Regions from separate parts of the Homo sapiens genome. Here all the other regions are linked to region 2. A link is a contact called in ENCODE Hi-C or POLR2A ChIA-PET data. All regions are on one chromosome and are shown on one strand. Each heading gives the region's core, a stretch centred on a gene start or an enhancer-like site at or near the end of the contact. The rest is flanking DNA. Distances are from core to core; before and after follow the strand shown.

What was found. A loop is a pair of places that touch in the nucleus more often than their neighbours do. ChIA-PET counts read pairs that join two places held with the same protein, here RNA polymerase II (POLR2A). Pooled maps may share reads with other maps.
Region 1: a loop to region 2 is called in a map with no recorded cell type, with 9 times the contacts of the local background. The contact joins the promoter of GCLC here to the enhancer-like site in region 2. A Hi-C loop is called at or near these places in 1 of 37 single-sample maps with no recorded cell type and 3 of 50 pooled maps. POLR2A ChIA-PET finds 5 or more read pairs at or near these places in 1 of 52 experiments (HEK293T).
Region 3: POLR2A ChIA-PET joins it to region 2 with 11 read pairs in A673. The contact joins two enhancer-like sites. POLR2A ChIA-PET finds 5 or more read pairs at or near these places in 2 of 52 experiments (A673 and WTC11).

The regions. Positions count from the first base shown.
Region 1 is chr6:53,543,672-53,546,448 of GRCh38, reverse strand. GCLC (glutamate-cysteine ligase catalytic subunit) reads left to right here and starts at 1,348. Exons shown (of 16, transcript NM_001498.4): 1 at 1,348-1,953. The coding sequence starts at 1,804. RefSeq lists a silencer at 1,375-1,804 and enhancers at 2,025-2,084, 1,923-2,664.
Region 2 is chr6:56,541,395-56,544,338 of GRCh38, reverse strand. All of the region lies in intron 61 of DST (dystonin), which reads left to right. Among named protein-coding and RNA genes, the nearest start is that of COL21A1, 300 kb to the right of the region's middle. RefSeq lists enhancers at 1,259-1,678, 1,383-2,148. Within about 2 kb of position 1,483, at least 40 of the 41 ENCODE cell types and tissues checked have a DNase peak (open chromatin) inside an H3K27ac peak, as active enhancers do.
Region 3 is chr6:53,733,752-53,736,641 of GRCh38, reverse strand. All of the region lies in intron 1 of LOC124901334 (a long non-coding RNA gene), which reads right to left. Among named protein-coding and RNA genes, the nearest start is that of LRRC1, 60 kb to the left of the region's middle. RefSeq lists an enhancer at 1,240-2,439. Within about 2 kb of position 1,486, at least 11 of the 41 ENCODE cell types and tissues checked have a DNase peak (open chromatin) inside an H3K27ac peak, as active enhancers do.

The DNA of each region.
Region 1 (2,777 bases), core at 99-2,598, 3.0 Mb after region 2:
TGTCAGATGGAGAATTTCAAGCAGGAAAAACAACAGAGTGCCAGAACCATATACAGATCTGGTGAGGTTGGTGGGAGGGCAAAGGAGGTTGTTGAAAAGGCTGTGGAAAAATTAGAATGTGGTTTGATTTCTATCCCACCTGTGTGATGAGGATGGAAACATCTTCTCCTGAGCTTCAAACATCCCTACCACACACAGACACACACACACAGACACACAGACACACACACACACCATTGTGGAAATCCCAGCCAGACCTTGGGTATTCATGCCCCCAAGCCCTGTGAGGGGCACATCCAATATGAAGGCTGTGGGAGAAGAGAATCCTGCTATCATGTACTCACTCATTTAGCAATTAATAAGTGCTTACTAAATGTTAACTCTGTAGTGCGAGGGAAGAGGGTATGATAAATACACACTTTCTGGGTAGGTACATGTATGATCTAGTTGCCTTCACTTTTCCCCTGACAGGTCATTGCTCTGTCAACACATATTTATTAAACAATCACTTGGGGGCACGGTACCTCCTTCCTCTCCTTTCCCTCCGAGATAAGGCCAACTCTAGGTGTTCCCACTATCTTCAACCCCACCCCACGGTAGGCTCACAAGAACGTCATTTTGATCACTTAAGGGATGAATTTTAGGTTTAGATGGAGGATAAACTTTTGGAGATGGTTCCTCATATGGTCTGTCTGGAGACTTTTTGCAATAAATGGTGTCCGTGCCATCCAGAGAACATAGGTCACCAGTTAATCAAGACAGTAGGGAATAATGATTTACACATGTTGACAAATTGATTCCTCTTAATAACCAGGTCAATTTTTTGGCCAACACTATACACATGTACACTATGCACATAATTACGACATCTATAAAAGATAGAATTAATCTAATTTTATGCAGATATGGGAAGAACTCGTCCCAAGTCTCACAGTCAGTAAGTGATGGAGCCTAGAGTTGAACTGTTTCACTTCACTACCATGTTAATACTTTTCTCAACACATTCTGCCGCTCTCACTCTAAGTGTGAGGCCCTGTCCAACTAAAACATAATATGGTGAGTTCGTCATTGATTCAAATAATCAACTTTCTTCCCGAATCCCAAGTTTATCTCTTCTGATTAGGAAAAAAAATGCATTTTGATATGTCGCGTTTGCGTAAAGCGAGGCCGACCGCACGCCCCCTTCTCGCGAGCTGCTCCCCTCAACTGCGACCCAATCACCCTTGCACACGCCTCCTGAGCCCCCGCGGTTCCCACCGGGCTTCAGGCCACGCCTCCGCCGCTGCACCGCCTCCTCTCCCCGCCTTCGCCCGTAGTCTATAAAACCTGGAGCGCAGGATCGCGCCCAGGAGCGGCGAGCTAGCGGACGCAAAGACTGGGCATGCTCCGCGGCGGCGCAGGTTTTGGTCACAAGTAGGAAGAAGCCAGTGCACCAGACCGGCAAAGAGAAGCGGGAGCCGCCGCGGCAGCGCGGCCGTGGGGTCCGCCGCCGCCGCATCGGAGCGGGAGGAGGAGCAGCGGGGAGGGCGAGGCCGCCGGGCCGAGAGCCGTCCCGCCTGCTCTCGGTCTTCTGCCTTCGCCTCCGCGCGGTGCGTCGGACCCAGGGTCTGTCACCTGGGCGCCAGGGGCCGCCGCCGGGGAGCCGGAGCGGGCAGGACCCTCCCTCCGCCGACTGCGGCCCGAGAGCGCCCCCGCGGGGTGGAGCGGCAGCCGCCTTCTGCGGGCGGCTGAGTGTCCGTCTCGCGCCCGGAGCGGGCGACCGCCGTCAGCCCGGAGGAGGAGGAGGAGGAGGAGGGGGCGGCCATGGGGCTGCTGTCCCAGGGCTCGCCGCTGAGCTGGGAGGAAACCAAGCGCCATGCCGACCACGTGCGGCGGCACGGGATCCTCCAGTTCCTGCACATCTACCACGCCGTCAAGGACCGGCACAAGGACGTTCTCAAGTGGGGCGATGAGGTGAGCGCCCGCGGTCCCCGTCCCCGCCGGGCACCCGTGTCTGGCCGCCCGCGCTGCCTTTGTCTTGCCCTACGCCCCCGGCCCTATCGCGGTCCGCGTTCTCCACTGCGCCCGGGGGTCCTCGAGCGCCTCCCGGCCCCGGGAGCATCGTCCCTGCTTTCGCCTAGTCCGCGTCCAGGGCCATCCTCCTGACTAGACTCCTTTCTTGTTCATTCATTCTTTTGGGTTTTCCCCTTCATTCCATAAACACGGATTGGGCGCTGGGAGGGCGTGAGCATGAAAAAGTGACATTAGGTGCTGCGAGTCTTCAACCTAGTGTATCTGCAGACCGGCAACTACCATGATCCACCTTACAGGCTCAAAATTCGCTTTTGCGGTCAATATGAAAGAGATTTAAGTTTTCCTAGTAGGCCTGCTGCTTTTAGAAATCAGGTCTTCAGGATGTCCACTTCTGCCCTACCTCATGCAGGTGTCTTTTCCTTAAACCTCTCCAACTTCTCATCTTCCCTCCCCTCCAAAACACACACACTTCATAGCTATAAATTGAAACCAGTAAATTACGGCTCAGTTTCCTACATGGGGGAGGAACCTTCCCTTTCCTGTTTAATTCTAAGTGGGAATGCATTTAGAGTTTCAACATTAGGATTTGCTTGTGTCTTTCCATGGCCTAGGTCCAGCAACTAAACTTTACAAACCAGTGTTCTGCCTAGAGATGAAATGTCTCTAGATTCTCAGTAGGTTGAACCATTGTTTATTGGAATGATCTGGAATGCAGCAATGTTAAAACTGTTGATTTAGTGTCATCTGCCAAAACTTTTTGTGCC
Region 2 (2,944 bases), core at 234-2,733:
TCTGTAAGGATCTTAGAGTGTTTAGAGAAAGGCACTCAGAGATCTCAAGGAAACTTTATTATTCATATTGCCATGAATAAGTAGTTTTCTAAGCTTACATATCAAGAGAGCGGCAGCTGGGAGTAAGACTCTTGGCCTCTACTATTTCCCAGTCTAGTGCCCAATCCACTGTTCAAGCGTGGTAAGTATGAGACCATTTTTCTTTCTCTTATCAGTGCCTTATTACAGCCTGTGTGCTTGAACACCACAGAATCAGGTGCTTGTTGAAATATTTCACGTCTTGAACATGAAAAATTGGCATTGATATTGTGATGTGGATGGATATTTTTAAATCTCTTTTTCTTTATAGATAGTCATATATCTAGTCAACTTAATGATGGCCACATACTGAGTTGCATCTAATAATCTAATAATTGTTGAATGGATGAGTTACCGATAGAGTTTTCATTATGAAAAGATTTTTTTAAAAAAGATTCAACTCTTAGATTTATCGAATGAATATTGAGATAACGTTTTCTCATTAAAGGCACAAAAGTTTCCTCCCACATCTTTTCTGTAAAATTAACAAAGAAAGTATAAAGTTGTTTTTACTAGAACTGCCTTCTTCATTTGGAGTTAGCACAGTTTTGTTCATGTTCAAATGATTATTTTATGAGATTGAAGAAAGACCGCTTCATTTGTAACTGACACTCTGACGATGTTTCTTATTTTGTAAAATAGAGAATGTTTAGATTTTATTTAAATAAAACTATTAAATTTCCTACAAAGACTAAGAGTTGGCTTGCTGAATTTATTTTCAAACAGTATTTTTAGAAGGGTGTTCAGTAGATAAAAATCTGTGGAGGTGATTTTGTTTATTAAATATCTGGAGTCAGTGAGTACCACTCTTGGGCCTTGTGTTAACCTCAAGAGTACTGTATGGTTATTAGTAACTACTAATATTCATGTCAGCAGTGCTGAGAGCCCCTCACTGGTAGGAATACTTTACTCTGGAGAACAGTTAGATTTGAACTTGGGCTTCAAAAGGGAACGGCAAAACACTCTCGACTTCAAAGTGATCTGCACTTTGCATCGCAGATACTGCTGAAGCATCAGATTCTTCAGTGTAAAAGTGCGGTTTCAACTGAAGGATAGGGACCTATGTAGCCCCCCTTTTCCCATTTAGTATTCAAATGAGTGCGGTCTCTGGACCTTCACAAAATAATTTCTTCGCGGATCTCCCGGTGCCAGGTTCTGCCTCCGCAAGCCCTACGGATCCCCTCCCATTTTGAAGTAGTCGGCGGGGTTTCCGCGGTGTTTGAACCTGAGCTGTCCCTCTCCCCAGTGGCCGGACTCGGCCTGCTTTGCGCTGATGTCACCACAAGCTGTTACATTGCAGCCTCTCGGCTTCGAGGTACCTCCCACTGAAACCGCTCGCCGACTCCCGGGAAGAAGCGAAAGATGACTGCGAAGTTAAGTCACGGGAGGGCGTAGCACCGAAGTGGTAGAGAGCTGCGGCTCCGGAACGCCCGGCAGGCCCAGAGACGCAGCAGATGGTGCCTGAAGAGAGAGGGCGTTGCTGCAAGCGCCCTGGCTGGAGAGCATGCCTGCCCGGCACCGTGCTGCCCTGAGGAGCCGCGGACAGCCCCGGAGCTCCCTTCCGGAGTTCTTTCTGCTGCCTCCACCGCCACCGTCTCTCTCTAGCCCCAGCTGAAATGAAGGCCATACCGCGGCCACAGAACTTGGTTCAGTTTCAAAGGCTAATGTAGTCCCTGGGTTTTCTGCTCAATGTGAATTACGCTGCCTGTGCCTTAGAGGAAGCCGCGGAGCTCTTCGTTGCTGCAATTGCCTCAGGTGGAATAAGCCTTCCTAAGGAGGACCAGATAAGAATCTTTGGAAATGGCTTTTTTTTTTTTTTTTTTTTTTTTTTTAAAGAAGCTTAGTAGTACACCATGCTTTCTGTTTACTTTAAACGGTTGCTGGATTGTACTGCCCTGGGTGTCTAAAAGTCTGGTGTTTTTTTCTTTCTTCCTTTGAGTAGTTCTGAATAGCATTGAAGAAGCTTAAAACAGGAAGAAAACCTGCCTTTTCAATCAAGTTTATTTATAGCTACTCCCCCCTCCAAAAAAAAAAAGTAAAAGAAAAATGTAACTTTCTCATAACGTTAGACTTAACTTATTTTTCTCTGAAGATTTGTTCTGTGCCTTGATGTGAACAATACCAGGTCCCTGTGTTTGTCTTTTAAATTTCTGGAGCATGGTTTATTTACCAGAATGGTGGAGTTCTGCAAGCCATCTTTAAGTGGATTACAGTTAACCAGAGCTCTGCCGAAATTAACATTCAGGCTGTTAAAATGCTTGCTCATTTGGAAATTTTAATCTGGAAATATCAGACTAAAAAGGGAAATGGACTGACAATGGAATGTTCTGAGTGTTTGAGCCACTGTTAAGTGTGTGTTTGTTTATTTTCTGTGTTTTGGAGTGTGTGAACGGGGACTTTGGGAGCTGGGAAAGGTGGACAAAGGAGATTTTTGTTCTCTGTTATTGATGCACTTTATTGTTTAGAATCATCCTAAAATCAACCAGGTAAAAGGATAGTTGCATTTATACTGATGCACTGCTGATGACCTTAAACACCTCATGTATTATGAAATATATTATTTGAGCATGTGTCTTTATGCTAAAGACACTCCATAGCTCTGTTCAGAAGTATACTTTTTTGGAAGATGCTTTATCTTATTTCTTATCTGTGTCAAGAGCTGCAATATTTGTTTTAACTATCTGCAAAATGGGGAAGCCACTCAGCAGACCAGACTGTTTACGTCAGAATCCCCCATGTGTAGGGAAGGGTGAAGAAGAGGAGGACCTAAATATCGAAGACTGTTACGTCCCACAGCGGTCAATCTATGATACTGTTAGACTAAATGAACAGATAGACTCTGGTTCAAAAGGTAGTCTATCTTCCA
Region 3 (2,890 bases), core at 237-2,736, 2.8 Mb after region 2:
CATCAGTAATATTAGAAGGAAGACAATAAAATTTGTTTTCTTCTTTTAAGGCTCGTATAAATACATATATGTATACATACATGTATATATACTTGTCAACTTGAGCAGGGCTGTATAGATAGCTCCCTATATAACAAAAAGATATGAAAATTTGACAATTTAGTATAGAGATTTTTCTAATAAAAAGCACTTTTTAAATATCAAGCACTTTCTTTGTTTTCTAAAACCATAACAGCAAATTTTTATTTATTATGCTAGAACATAATTAGTAGTTATTCGAGTGAGCACAGACAGAATTACATAAAAACAACAGGTGCAAGAACTCCTAGATAATTTCATTAATTGCAGAGGCTCTATGGATTTGGAGCAAGATGTCTAAAATACCCCAGAAGCAGGTGTTCTAGGTCTTCTTATGGCTCATGTGGGCACTTGGAGGTATTTGATGTGGTAGATAACAGCTTGCTTAAAGACAAGGCTGAATAGGACAGCTGTCAAGGGCATTAGTGGTATGTGATGGGTGAGGACTGGAGAATACAGAAGGTATAATCAGAGTCCCACCAGGGCCAACTCTGGCTAAGCTGGTTTCTGTGTTCTCAGAACCCTCTGTCTGCTCTGGTTTCTCACTGGGGTTTCCTGTGCTTTCCGCCCGCCAACCGAATCACATTGCCTTTCCGTCTAGGTGCTGCTTCCTCCTCTTCTCATGGCTAACTCTTTCTCATGATTTAGGGTTCAGCTCAACTGTTACTTCTTCATGGAGGCTGATGCCTCCCAGTCTTCATCTTAAAAGTGTGCAGCTTTTATCACCGTCTATAACTATGTTACTTAATCATCTGTTTATTATTCACCGTGTGCTACAGAAGATGATCTTGATGAGAAGAAACTGCATGTTACCCAACAGTTTCTGGGTCATAGGCATGCATCAGGTAACTGATGAATGAATGAATGAATGAATGAATGAATGAATACATTAATCTCCAAGATTCCTTCAGTTTACGATATTCTGCTTGACTATCTAGTCCCTCAAAAGGCATTACCTTTCCCCTGTATTATCTCAAGCACCCTATTATAACTTTTTGAGTTAGTAGCATGTTCACCAAGGCTAATCCTCTTTAGCATGTTAGCCAGCTATGATGGCCACATTTTCACATAACAAGATGATTTCACCAAGTTAAAAACTTCTTTGGGATCTATTCGTAAAAGTATATATAAGAGTTTACATTTCTAACAATATAGAAAAATGTAGAGCCTCCATTATAAAACATCTAGAAATGTTGGAAAAAAATATACAAAACATACTTTTAAAAGCACTGACTTTATAAGATAGTACAAGAAATGTTCAGGAGCTAAAATTGAAACAGGTCACAAACCAGAGCAGTACAGAGACAGGAAGCCTGCGGTTGTCCTGGGAGGGAAGTGGGAGACAGGAAGGGGGCGCCATCGCACTAGCTCAGAGCCAATGCATGCGTGGAGATGGCAGATGAGGTCCTGGCTCCACACATATATAAGGCTGGGAGCTGGAACTGAAACACCAGTAGGGGACTCTTGAAGGACTCTATTTTCAGTAATAGAGAGGTCCTTAAATAAATCCACCCACTGACAGGGAGATGACAAGGTATTTTGTTTATTTCAGTCTGGGTTCTGAGTGAGGAAAAAGAAAGTCTGCCCTGAGTGTTCCTGATCAAGACCTGCCCCCACGTGGATTCAGGGCTTATCTTTTATAGCTCAAGAACTCTCAATCAAGCAATTCATGTAAAAATGAAGCCTGGTTTTCTACCCATGGGGCATTCGACGGAGGCAGTTGTAAAACTTTGCTGCAGAATCACACCTTCGATCCAGGCCTCACAGGATCCTCACAGTTAAAGGCTCAGTGTTGATAAATTCGCAATCTATATTTATGAAACACTCAAGCTACCAGGAGCAAGAGGCAGCAGATACCACAAACAGCATGACTGGATACCTAGGAATTTCCGGTGAGTCAGACATAGGCAATAAAACAGGTATCTTTAGAATGATTAAAGACGTAACACAATAAAAAAAAAAAGGAGAAAAATGCAACTGCAAAGTTGACGGAATAAACAAACACAGTGCTTAGAAAAGAAAAGTATATTCATTGAAGCTGAAAACTTAATTGACGCATTAGAAAGAGCAAAGGAAGCTGGAAGATAACATTAGCTGGAATAGCATTAGTTGGAATATGCAACTGGAGTAAGCATTAGCAAACTGGAAGATAGCTCTGAGCATGAATTCCAAAGAGATTGAGACAAAAAACATGAATAAAAAGGGAGAGATGTAGAGGATAAAATGAAAAGATGTCCAGTAAAAGTTCCAGAAGGAAAACATGGAAAAAATGAGGAAGAGGCAAAATTTGAAGATGCAATGACTAAATTGTCTAAAATTTTTGAAACATAAATTGTCTGATTCACAAAGTTTAAAAAGTCCTGATCAAGAAAAATAAAAATAAGTTCATTCCTAGTGTCAACAACAAAACAAAATGTAATGAAACAACAAAATGTCAAAGACAAAGATCTTCATAAGCAAAAAGTCAGTTAACCAAAATGAACAATAATTACATTGATATAAGCAACACTGTAAGTGTACTAATATCTTTGAGATGCATAGTTATCAAACTAAAGTTCTATGCCCAACTAAACCATCATTAAATAATAATAACAATTGAGAGTGCACCCCTAAAGGACCCTACTAGTAGATGCAATTCAGGAAGAACAAGGCTGACCTCAGAAGGAAGGAGTGAGATGCAGAAAGGTAGAGTAGGCAAGGAAATTAGTAAAATGTAAATAAATCTAAATAGATCTTGACTAAAGTTCTAGTCCAACTAAACCATCATTAAAATAATAATAATTGAGAGTACACCCCTAAAGGACCCTACTAG